2 separate regions of the Mus musculus genome follow, and region 1 is linked to region 2. A link is a loop called in an ENCODE intact Hi-C map of the cell type or tissue named here. Cell type or tissue: heart. All regions are shown on one strand. Each heading gives the region's core, and the rest is flanking DNA. Links, peaks and the distances in the headings are about the cores only.

What was found. Hi-C counts contacts between places; a loop is a spot of excess contacts. Peaks named below come from ENCODE experiments on the same cell type or tissue, not always from the same donor. Only the 100,000 strongest peaks of a DNase experiment are listed, where the experiment ranks them.
Region 1: it touches region 2 in a loop (2.3-fold over the local background); 10 of 42 quality-filtered maps call a loop at or near these places.

The regions. Positions count from the first base shown.
Region 1 is chr4:117,153,730-117,159,096 of GRCm38, forward strand. It overlaps Rps8 (ribosomal protein S8), which reads right to left and starts at 2,403. Exons shown (of 6, transcript NM_009098.2): 1 at 2,329-2,403; 2 at 1,842-1,948; 3 at 1,279-1,378; 4 at 909-1,084; 5 at 570-699; 6 at 107-258. The coding sequence starts at 2,332. The coding sequence ends at 149. It overlaps Gm22980 (a small nucleolar RNA gene), which reads right to left and starts at 433; the gene lies at 364-433. Snord38a (small nucleolar RNA, C/D box 38A) reads right to left here and starts at 845; the gene lies at 787-845. Snord55 (small nucleolar RNA, C/D box 55) reads right to left here and starts at 2,119; the gene lies at 2,042-2,119. It also overlaps LOC115490046. In heart, for the core only: no CTCF peak of the experiment used is centred there; DNase peaks (open chromatin) are centred at 1,802 and 2,402; H3K4me3 peaks cover 2,916 bases; H3K27ac peaks cover 2,461 bases.
Region 2 is chr4:117,214,917-117,220,283 of GRCm38, forward strand. It overlaps Armh1 (armadillo-like helical domain containing 1), which reads right to left. Exons shown (of 13, transcript NM_001145637.1): 8 at 523-645; 9 at 377-449. Among named protein-coding and RNA genes, the nearest start is that of Gm23287, 6.8 kb to the left of the region's middle. In heart, for the core only: no CTCF peak of the experiment used is centred there; no DNase peak of the experiment used is centred there.

The sequences.
Region 1 (5,367 bases), core at 137-5,136, 61 kb before region 2:
AATCTGGCTTTACTGGACTGGGCCCCTCACTACAGCTGCACAGTAGAGATGAGTTTGCTCAGAGAGCAGGAAAAAAACCAGCCTCTCCAAACACCTAGACAGCATACAGATAGAACAGCAGACACCTTTATTACACTACACATGAGGCTCATTTGCCTTTCCGGGCTTTGATCTTCCGCAGATAGAACTCCAGCTCCTTGCCTTCGAGCACATAGCCGTCTGCTCTGCCACACTGGCCTGGTCGTGAGGCAATACAGGCTGAAAGAGAACAGGCAGTCTTCAGTAAAGGACAAGACACTCCACGCCACCTGTAGAAGTCCACGCTGGCCTGACACCCAGGGGGCAGGCGTTGAAGGCCAACCGTCTCCTCAGATAACTTCATCCTCACTTAAGAGATCAGCAGCAGAACTGGACAAAGTTCTCATCACCGAGACAGTGCCGCATCATCCCCTGCCCCCAGCTACACAACCTGCTTTCCACCCACACAGCACGTTATTAGCCACCTACACTCACATGTACCCCACTGAACCAGGAAGGGTCCACCCACCCCAGCCCCACAGCCACCTCACCTAGAAGCTTGCCCTGCTGGAACTGCTCCTCCAGGAGGCTGCTGATTTTGGCATTCTTTTTCCTTTCATCGTATTTCTTTTGAATTTTCTTTGATCGTTTTTTGTTTAAAATCTCTTCCTCCTCAGGAGTCTGAATGAAAAGAATATGAATTGATTTGTCACCAGGAAAGTCACAAGCCTCCTTGAACCCCCCCCCCCCAAGTCGCCATGCTTGCCTTCTTCAGCACTAAAGTGTTCATCTCATTCCTTCAGTAGCAGAACTGGACAGTATTTTCATCACAAGAAGGCAGCACCCATCCCACCCCCAGCCAATCAACCCCTTACAGGAAGACAACGCACCAGCTTGGCCCCCTTCTTGCGGCCCAGGGGCAGTGCATAGTGGGACTCGTACCACTGTCGGTACGGCGTGCTGTCAATAAGCACGATGCAGTTCTTCACCAGGGTCTTGGTGCGGACAAGCTCGTTGTTGGATGCATTGTAGACAACATCAATGATCCTTGTTTTGCGAGTACAACCTGCATACAAAGAGAGATTCACAATCAGGGGCTGGGGCAGTTAATGTTTTTTTATTACTGAAATCTTTTTTTAACATTCTCTAGAAAGCACCTCTCATTGCAGGAGTTAAGAGATCAGAATATGGCAAAGAATTCTCCAACTACCTCAGGATCTTTCAGCAAGAACAAATTCAAATACTTCAACACCTACTTACACTCAGAGCCCCAGGAAAAGTTCCCCACATCCAATCTCAGGGCACGGTACTTCTTATTGCCTCCTCGAACTCGGACTGTGTGTATGCGGCGAGGGCCAATCTAGAGAACACAAGAAGGCCAGAACATGTGTCATCAAAACGAGTGGGGACTGGGAGAGGAACCCGAACCAGACGGAGGTAACAGTCAGTGTAACTATGACAAGTCCTTGCATTGGCAAGTGGTGTACAGGTGGCCAAGACGGCCATAACCACGCCTAAGGATACGTTTTCATCACCCTAGTTACCTCCAGAAAAAGCCAGACCCCCCCTAACACAGGAAGAACCCCAGTAAGGAACACACCAAGCTTGCAGCTCTCCCACTCCTAGGCTCCAGTAGACCCTAAGCTTGGAGATTAGGGTGCACAGACCCTGCACGTGGACACACTTCCATGTCCAGTCGCCAGCACCGAGAAACCTGAGCCTTACAAAGGTGATCACAGCCACTCGTGTTCCCCAGCAAACACGCTCTAGCGCAGGGGAAGGCAGCCTCTCCCAGTCGTCCTCCCCCCGACCCCCGCACGCACCTTCGTGTTGGCAGCGGGCCGTCCCAGCTCATACTTTCGCTTCTTGTGGTAGGGTTTTCGCTTACCCCCGGTCTTGCGGCGCTTGTGCCAGTTGTCCCGAGAGATGCCTGTGTGTGGGAGCGAGGACGCAAGCCTGAGCAACCGGGCCTCGCCGCCGGCCAATCAGCCCGCTCCCGAGCCCCGCGCTGCGCGGGCTGCCCGCACGCTCAGCTCTCCAAGGTTGGCTTCCCCACGACGCAGTCGGGAGTGTGCAGCATACCCAGGTGTCATCATCCGCGTGCGGCCCGGCCCGCGGCAGCCATGTTGGCCCGCTCGCAGCCCGGAGCCCCGGAGGCGGCCGCAGCGATCTCCACAGCCCTAGCCCACCGCAGGCCCTTGCCACGGCTGCCCGTGGCCCATGGTCGGGCCGAGCATGCGTCGGGAGGCAGGATGGAGACGGATGGAGCTCGCTCCCCCGCGGCCCGACCCGGCCCGCAGCAACACTCACCCATCGCTCGGCGCTGGCTGGAAAGAGGAAGCGCAAAGCTTCACGGTCCGGTTTCTAAAACTCAGCCCCGCCTTCTTTACGTCTCTTCCGGTTGCCGGGAAGGACCTGGGGCCGCGGCGAGCCTGGGACGCTGGCACAGGGGAGGGTCCTGCGGCGTGCGAACTCACGCGGACCCCGCCTCAAATCCCTTGACCTTGGGCGGTCTGGAGGGCGGGCTCCTTAAGCTGAGCTATAGGGCACACTTGCCTGCCTGTTGTGCTTACATTTTGTCCTTTAAATTTTTTTTTTTTTTTTTTTTTTTAAACCGGGCGTGGTGGCGCACGCCTTTAATCCCAGCACTCGGGAGACAGAGGCAGGCGAATTTCTGAGTTTGAGGCCAACCTGGTCTACAAAGTGAGTTCTAGGACAGCCAGGGCTATACAGAGAAACCCTTGTAAACTTGTAAAACCAAAAAAGAAAAAAGAGTAAAGGGCCCTAATTGGAAAAGTGAAGTAGTAGAAGCTCCAACGCTCTGTTCACAGGGGGACTTGACCCTGTATATGAACACACAAAATTCATGTGTATCTCTTACATGGCAGCAATTAGCAATCAAAAAGGAAATTAAAAACAGTTTTAGTTCTGGAAAGATTGGTACTGCAAACTGTGCTCAGGGTCTCTTCAAAAGCATCAAGTGCTTAGGTCGACTCACAGTTCCTGAAATTCCAATTCCAAAGTATCTGACAATCTGGTCTGGCCCAGTGGGTCAAACCTGAAATCCAGCACTGAGACAGAGAATTATCACCAGTTGAGGGCTAGCCTGAGCTAAAGAATGAGCTACTGCTCAGTGGGAGGAACAAGCGGCCGGCTGAGGAGAAACTGAGGCACTAGACACCCCTCCAAGTGAAATCAAAGCAGAGGACAGTGGGGCTCCGGCGTCAGACAAGATGAGAGCTCAGTCAGTACATTTTATTTCTTAAACTTAAACGTCGCCTTGAATGTCAGTGAACGTCTACTTTTAAAGGGACCTCTCACCTGACCGATTTCTTTTTGAATTTTAAACTTTAACTTCAAATGTTTTAAATTTTGATTCTGAGGTTTTTACTGCGTGTATCCGATTTTTTTTTTTTAAAGATTTATTTATTTAGTATATGTAAGTACACTGTAGCTGTCTTGAGACACTCCAGAAGAGGGCATCAGATTTCGTTACGGATGTTTGTGAGCCACCATGTGGTTGCTGGGATTTGAACTCCGGACCTTTGGAAGAGCAGTCGGCCCTCTTAACCACTGAGCCATCTCGCCAGCCCCCCCCCCCCCCACGATTTTACAGTTTTGAAGCGATTTTTTTGTTGTGTTTGTTTTTTTGGGGTTTTTTGTTTGTTTGTTTGTTTTGTTTTGTTTTTTTGAGACAGGGTTTCTCTGAATAGCCCTGGCTGTCCTGGAACTCACTTTGTAGACCAGGCTGGCCTCGAACTCAGAAATCTACCTGCCTCTGCCTCCCGAGTGCTGGATTAAAGGCGTGCACCACCACCGCCTGGCTTGAAGAGATTTTTAATTTTGTTTTAATATCATTTAATCATTTTAATATCATTTAAAAGTGTTCTTGAGCCAGGCCTGAAGGCACAAGCTTGTGATTTGCCTTCCAAGTGCTGGGATTAAAGCTGCATTACCACCCAGCTTTGTTTTTGTTTTTTTGAGGGTCTTACATGCTCACAGTAGCCCAGCCTAGCCTTGAACTCCTGGTAATCCTCCTGTGTCAGCCTTTCTGACTTGTGGAATTATAGGCGAGCTACCACATCTAGGTTTTCTGAATTGGCCTGACCTTGGGATTTGCCATAGTATCCCTCATAGCAGCAGCTGGGCCACTTCAGTGGTAGAGAGAATCTGCCACATGCAAGTCAGAGCCACCACCAATGTACCTAAGCTGGATTTGCAAGCTCTTGGCTCAGGAGACTGAAGGTTATGTACAAGAGACAGGTTTGTACTATAGGTGGAACAACAATATGAACTAACCAGTACCCCGGAGCTCTTGGTTCTAGCTGCATATGTATCAAAAGATGGCCTAGTCGGCCATCAGTGGAAAGAGAGGCCCATTGGACTTGCAAACTTTATATGCCCCAGTACAGGGGAATGCCAGGGCCAAAAAGGGGGAGTGAGTGGGTAGGGGAGTGGGAGGGTGGGTATGGGTGGGTATGGGGGACTTTTGGGATAGCATTGAAAATGTAAACGAGGAAAATACCTAATAAAAAATAAAAAAAAAAAAAGAATTATCAGCCGGGCATGGTGGCGCATGCCTTTAATCCCAGCACTCGGGAGGCAGAGGCAGGTGGATTTCTGAGTTCGAGGCCAGCCTGGTCTACAGAGTGAGTTCCAGGACAGCCAGGGCTACACAGAGAAACCCTGTCTCAAAAAAAAAAAAAAAAAAAAAAGAATTATCAGAGAAAAAAATTATCAGAGAAAAAAAAAAGAGAGACAGGTTTGTAGAACATCACGGATTGCTACTATAGCCAGCTGTCCAGCAAACTTCTGCAAGATGGGTGTGTCATGCAGAAGCAGGTCTTGCTCAGCAAGATGGGTGGGTGATGCAGAAGCAGGTCTTGCTCAGCAGTCAAAGACCCCTCAAGTCTTCAGCTCAGAAACCATAGGGCCCACACCTTATGAGAGCCACGTCATTGGTATGGCTGGGAGAACCAGCATCCATGGAAATGGTCTGTGGCAAGAAGTAACTTCTGCGTACCGCAAAGAAACTAGATGGGGGATTTTAGGAAGGGTTAGGCCGGGCCTGTCTGTTATTTCCCAGAAAGCCCTAGGTGTAAACCTTAATCGTCCCTTCACAGGAGAGGCAAAGCCAAGGACTTCCACCCCTCGGCTCGTGGGCTGACTCACTGTTTTACCCAATCTTTACACAACGTGACCATTAAAACCCTGTAGACACACCTGGGTACCAATCACTGCACTCATTCTGACATGGAACCCTCTAGTGCCCACACACTTCTTCTTTAAGCTTGTTTCCTCAGTCCACCCAGTGAGCTTCTGTGTACAACCATAGTAAGTGTTCCCTTC
Region 2 (5,367 bases), core at 243-5,242:
CACACACACACACACACACACACACACACACACAATCAGTAATCTACAATTCTTCCTTGAGAAGCCCATACCCACACTACTGTTTGTCTTTCCTTTTTTGCGACTGGGTCTCACTATGTAGTCCTGGCTATTCTGGAACTCTCTATGTAGACCAGGATGGACTTGACCTTACAGAGATCCACTCACCTCTGCCTCCTGAGTGGTGCATATCTGTCTGTCTATCTATCTATCTATCTATCTATCTATCTATCTATCTATCTATGAGCCAGGGATCATGACACGCCTTTAATCCTAGCATGCAGGAGGCAGATAAATGCATGGGCTTGCATTGTCCAGCTTAGCTTGCTGCAATCACCCACTCTTGCTGCAGCCCTACCCAATGGTCTTGGCAGCTGCAGCCTGCTGCAGGAACACGGGTAACTGGGTTGTGGTCTGGAGAATCGAAGAGTCTGAAGAAATGAGGGACCGTCAGCCAGGAAGCCTTTCCCACTTCCAGGGGGCAGTCCCATGGAGGAGTCCTACCACTGAAGATCTTGGCCTGCAGTTTGGATGTCTCCTTGACTGGTGGCATGAGCAGCGCCACAAGGCCCTTGAGCAGAGGCAAGCGCACGTCGTAGTGGATCAGGTCCTTTATCAGCTCGATGGCTGGAGGAGGAGAGAGATGCTGGGGAGGCCCTGTGTCCTTCCAAACCTACCATACCTTTTACCCTGCTGCCTCTGTCACCTCTCCTAGTACCTTCTGCTGCTCAGTACTGGTAAGACCTTATGGGGGAGGTTACCCATCCTTCCTGCCATTCTGGAGCCCATGATTAAATACAAGAGTAGGAGTCAGAGGGAAGGAAGGGGATGCCTAGCCCATCAAGAAAGTCCCGGAGGTCAGAGCTGCGGATCTGAGGCCCACAGAAAAGAGCTGCCTTTAGCTTGAAGGGCTTCAGGTTTGATTAGAGGAAGAAAGGGCTGGGTTAGAACAGATTACATTTACCTTTTAAAAATCTGATCCCTAGGGATCAAACACTCAGGGCCTCCTACATTCTAGGCAAGCATTTAGCTACATCCTCAGAAGTAGCTAGGAAAGGTAGCCACAACATCTGCTTCCTCCACAAAATACTTCCTACAGGGAGACGCCTGCAGTCTCTGCACTCCAGATGCTGGGGCACGAGGATTTTGAATTTGAGCATGGTTTAGGCTTTAGGTAGATCAAGACCCTTTATCGCCGGGCAGTGGTGGTGCACGCCTTTAATCCCAGCATTTAGGAGGCAGAAGCAGGCGGATTTCTGAGTTTGAGGCCAGCCTGGTCTACAGAGTGAGTTCCAGGACAGCCAGAGATACACAGAGAAACCCTGTCTCGGAAAACAAAAACAAACAAAAAAAGACCCTCTATCTATCTAACTAAAGTTTTTTTTAATGAATTAACAAAACAAAATAAAACAAACAAACAAACAAACAAACAAAAAGGAGAAACACTTTTTATGCAGCTCGGGACAGTGGAACAAGTTTGTGCTCTAAGCACTTGGGAGGCTGAGGAAGTCAGAGGCAGGAGCTTTGAGTTTGAGGATAGCTCTATATAGCTAATTCCTGACAAATCTAGGCTACACAGTCAGACTCTGTCTCAGACGAACGAATGGAAACCACGACAAGACGACAGTGCTAACAGCCACCCACTGTCCTCTTGGTCCTGCCAGCCATGTCTCTGGATTGTGTGCTTCATAGAGATCCTCCAGGGTACCCTCAAAGTCAATTCTGATGCAGCCCCTGACACTTCTTGATGCTCAGAGGTGGCTCGTATTGTTGTTGCTACTGTAGTGGATGGGGGCCTAGGCTATGTAGCCCTGGCTGGACTGGGGCTTGTTATGTAGACCAGACTGACTCTGAACTCAGAGATCCTTCTGCCTCTGCCTCCCGAGTGCTGGGACAAGAGACTGCATTTGGCGTGCCCATCTGATTAGCGTTCTAACCTGGAGTCACAGATCCGAAAACACTGTACAGGGACAGGGTCCAGCCCTGGGGTGCCGCAGAGCATTTGGAGCCTCTCTGGCATCTCCCAAACTTTATGCAAACAAAACAAGAAGCTCTGAATGCTTGGCAGCCACTGTGTGCAGCGGCCAGAGTCCCAGACTCTCCAATGTTTCTTACTTGCTCTGCTGCTGGGTTGATGGGGATGCGTTTGGGTCTGAACGCTTTGACTCCTTTTATTGGATTGTGAGTCACTTTGCCAGCTAGAGCAGGATGCCACAGCGATGCCAGTGCACCCTGGGAAATATGTCTATGCCTGAGATGTGAAGAGAAGTGACTGGGTGGATGCCCAGGCTCCAAAGGAGTGTAAGAAGATATGTTTATGATAAATTCCTGGCTGGGAGCAGCAGGTTCTGCAACGTAGTCAGATATTCCAGGAGATAAATATTTACTTCTGCCAACCCACTTTAAACTGAATGCTTCATCTTCCATTGGTTATGTAACTAGAATGCTCGAAGCTCCTGGGACAAATGAAGATTTTTCTCACCCAGCCAGTTCTGTGTTTTGTGTTCGCAGCTGTCACTGGTTATACCCAAAGAGAGAGAAGCAGGGCCCTGCCTCTCTGCTGAGACATTTGCTCTCTGAGCAAGCACTTTACGGACTCATCCCCACCCCTTGGCCAACCCGGATGGGGCATGCGCTCGCTACAGGACCTGTGCTGAGGAGATAGAGGGGGCAGTGATCAGCAGATGTAAGGTGGATGCCATGGACACTTAGTTCAAGAGGAAAGAGTCATATCTCAAGTCCAGAAAGCCCACAGCCTGAAGCTGGATGAGGCAGCACGTGCCTATAAGAGCAACACTCGGGAGCTGGAGGGCCACTGCTTACTTCATATAGAGTTTGAGGCCAGTCTAAGCTGTCTAAGACTCTGTCTAAAAAAACCAAAGCAAAACAACTCACCCTTGTCTGCACCAGGATGCCTCGTGCTTTCCTGCTGATCCCTCTGAACAGATGAAGAAGTTGAGGGCAAGTGGCCTTGTTAGGGGGCCAGTGAGCAGGAAAGCTTCTACCAGGGTTAATGTTCCTGTGGCAAAAGGACCTTACAAGTGGCCAAGTAACCAAAGTTGGTGGTGGCGCACGCCTTTGACCTCTGCCTTGGGAGGCAGAGGCAGGCAGATCTCTGAGTTCAAAGTCAGCCTGGTCTACAGAGTGAGTTCCAGAACAGCCAGGGCTACATGGAGAAATCCTGTCTCGAAACAAAACAAAGGAACAAAATAAGTGGTCCAGCACTTGGATATCCCGTGTGTGCGGGAGAATAAAATATTCCATCCCAGGTGTGTGTGTGTTTGGCTTTGGCATTTTAGAATTGCTTTTTGCTACTGTTTTTTTTGTTGTTGTTGTTTTGTTTTTTTGTTTGTTTGGGTTTTTTTTGTTTTTGTTTTTGTTTTTTTGAGACAGGATCTTTCTACATAGTCCCAGATAGCCTAGAACTAACTAACTATGTAGTCCAGGCTGGCCTTGAACTCATAGAGATCCACCTGCCTCTGCCTCCTGAGTGCTGGGAATAAAGGTATGTGCCACCATGCCCAGCATCAGAGTTGGTTATCAGAGAAACTGTACGGCCTCTTGTAGATAGGAACAGGTCTGGAAGGCCGCCCTTCTCTTAAAGGGGCTGACATTATGAAGGAAATCTGTCTTAGCCAGCTCGTGGCTATGCACAGGCTTTTCTATGACGTACCCTCCTTTTTGCTTAGGGAAGATCTTTTCATGACAGAAGAGGTTGGGGTCCGACACTTGCCCAGACAGATTGCATCACAGGTGGTTTTTGACTAGGGACTTTGTGTAACCGGAAATCCTTTTGTGCCTCCTCCCAGCAACCTTCCATAAAGAGCAGCCACTTCCTTTTCCTCCATAACTGGAAGCCTGAATGCCTCTACATAAAGTTCAGTTAACCAGCACCTCCCTTCAGCCTCATACTCTGTAGGATTCTACAGAGTTTTTTTTTTCTGTTACTCTGTCTATAAATCATTTTACAGATGAAGATGATCATGCCTTGACAGCGAACAGACTAAATCTAAAGCTGGTGTACACATGCAGTCACTTCCACGGTGCCCACCCATGTCTTTGCTGCTAGAGTCTTGGGAAACCGGTTTACTGTGCACTTCTGGACGAGACTGCCACCTGCTGGCTGCACAGAGGAAGCACGCTTCAGCATAAATTTTCTTTCTTTTCTACTGGAATATCCTTGCAGGCTGTACTTGACCAGTCACATGCTCTCTGATTCCTGAGTGTTCTGCTGCCCTTTTAACTACATTCTATTCAAATACTAATGTTGAAGCACTAAAAATAGATTAACTCATACATTTTTAATTACACCGTATTCAAAGACCAATGCTGAAACACTAAAAATAGATGGATTAATTATTAGACATGGAGCCTTCACTGTTAGATCAAACTGGCCTTCATTTTGTGGCAGTCCTCCTGCTACCGCCTCCATCGTCGGCGGTTACAGACACATGCCATCATGCCCAGATAAAAATACTTTCAGAGAATTGCTTTTTAAGAGCTGAGGAGGACTGATGAGATGGTTCAGTGGACAAAGACACTTGAAACCAAGCCTCATCAACTGAGTAGGATCCCAGGGTTGCATGGTGGAAGGAGAAAAGTTCTGCTAGTTATCCCCCAACCTTGCCATCCCTGTGGCATGCACACCCCCTCCCAAATAAATAAATAAGGCAGGAGAGGCTCAGCAGTTAACACACTTTTTTTTGTTGTTGTTTTGTTTTGTTTTGTTTTTTTTTGACAGGGTTTCTCTGTGTAGCCCTGGCTGTCCTGGAACTCACTCTGTACACCAGGCTGGCCTCGAACTCAGAAATCCACCTGCCTCTGCCTCCCGAGTGCTGGGATTAAAGGCGTGGGCCACCACTGCCCGGCATTAACACACTTGTTAAGCAAGCTTGAGAACTGGAGTTCATGTCCCCAGCACCCAGGTAAACTGGGCTAGCACTGTGGCTGGGTTGCACTCTTAGCACTAGGGAACTAGAGACAGAGATCCCAGGGGCAAGCTGGTTAGCCCAGCTCATCACATTGGTGAGTTACAGGTTCAGCTAGAGACATTAACATGTAAACAGAGTGGCTAAGGAAGACCTCTGATGTCATTTTCTGACCTCCATGCACATGTGTGCGAGTGCACACACACACACACACACACACACACACACACACACACACACACAACTTTAAAGTCTAGCCAGACTCAGCTGAGAGAAGCTGAGATAAGTGGGTTGGTTAAGTGCTGGGGATCAAGGCTATCCTGGATAATGCAGCAAGAATCTGTCTCCAAAATGCAAACAAAAAATATATTATCAGTATTGTTATTGTATTTGTTTGTTTACTTATTTACTTACTTATTTG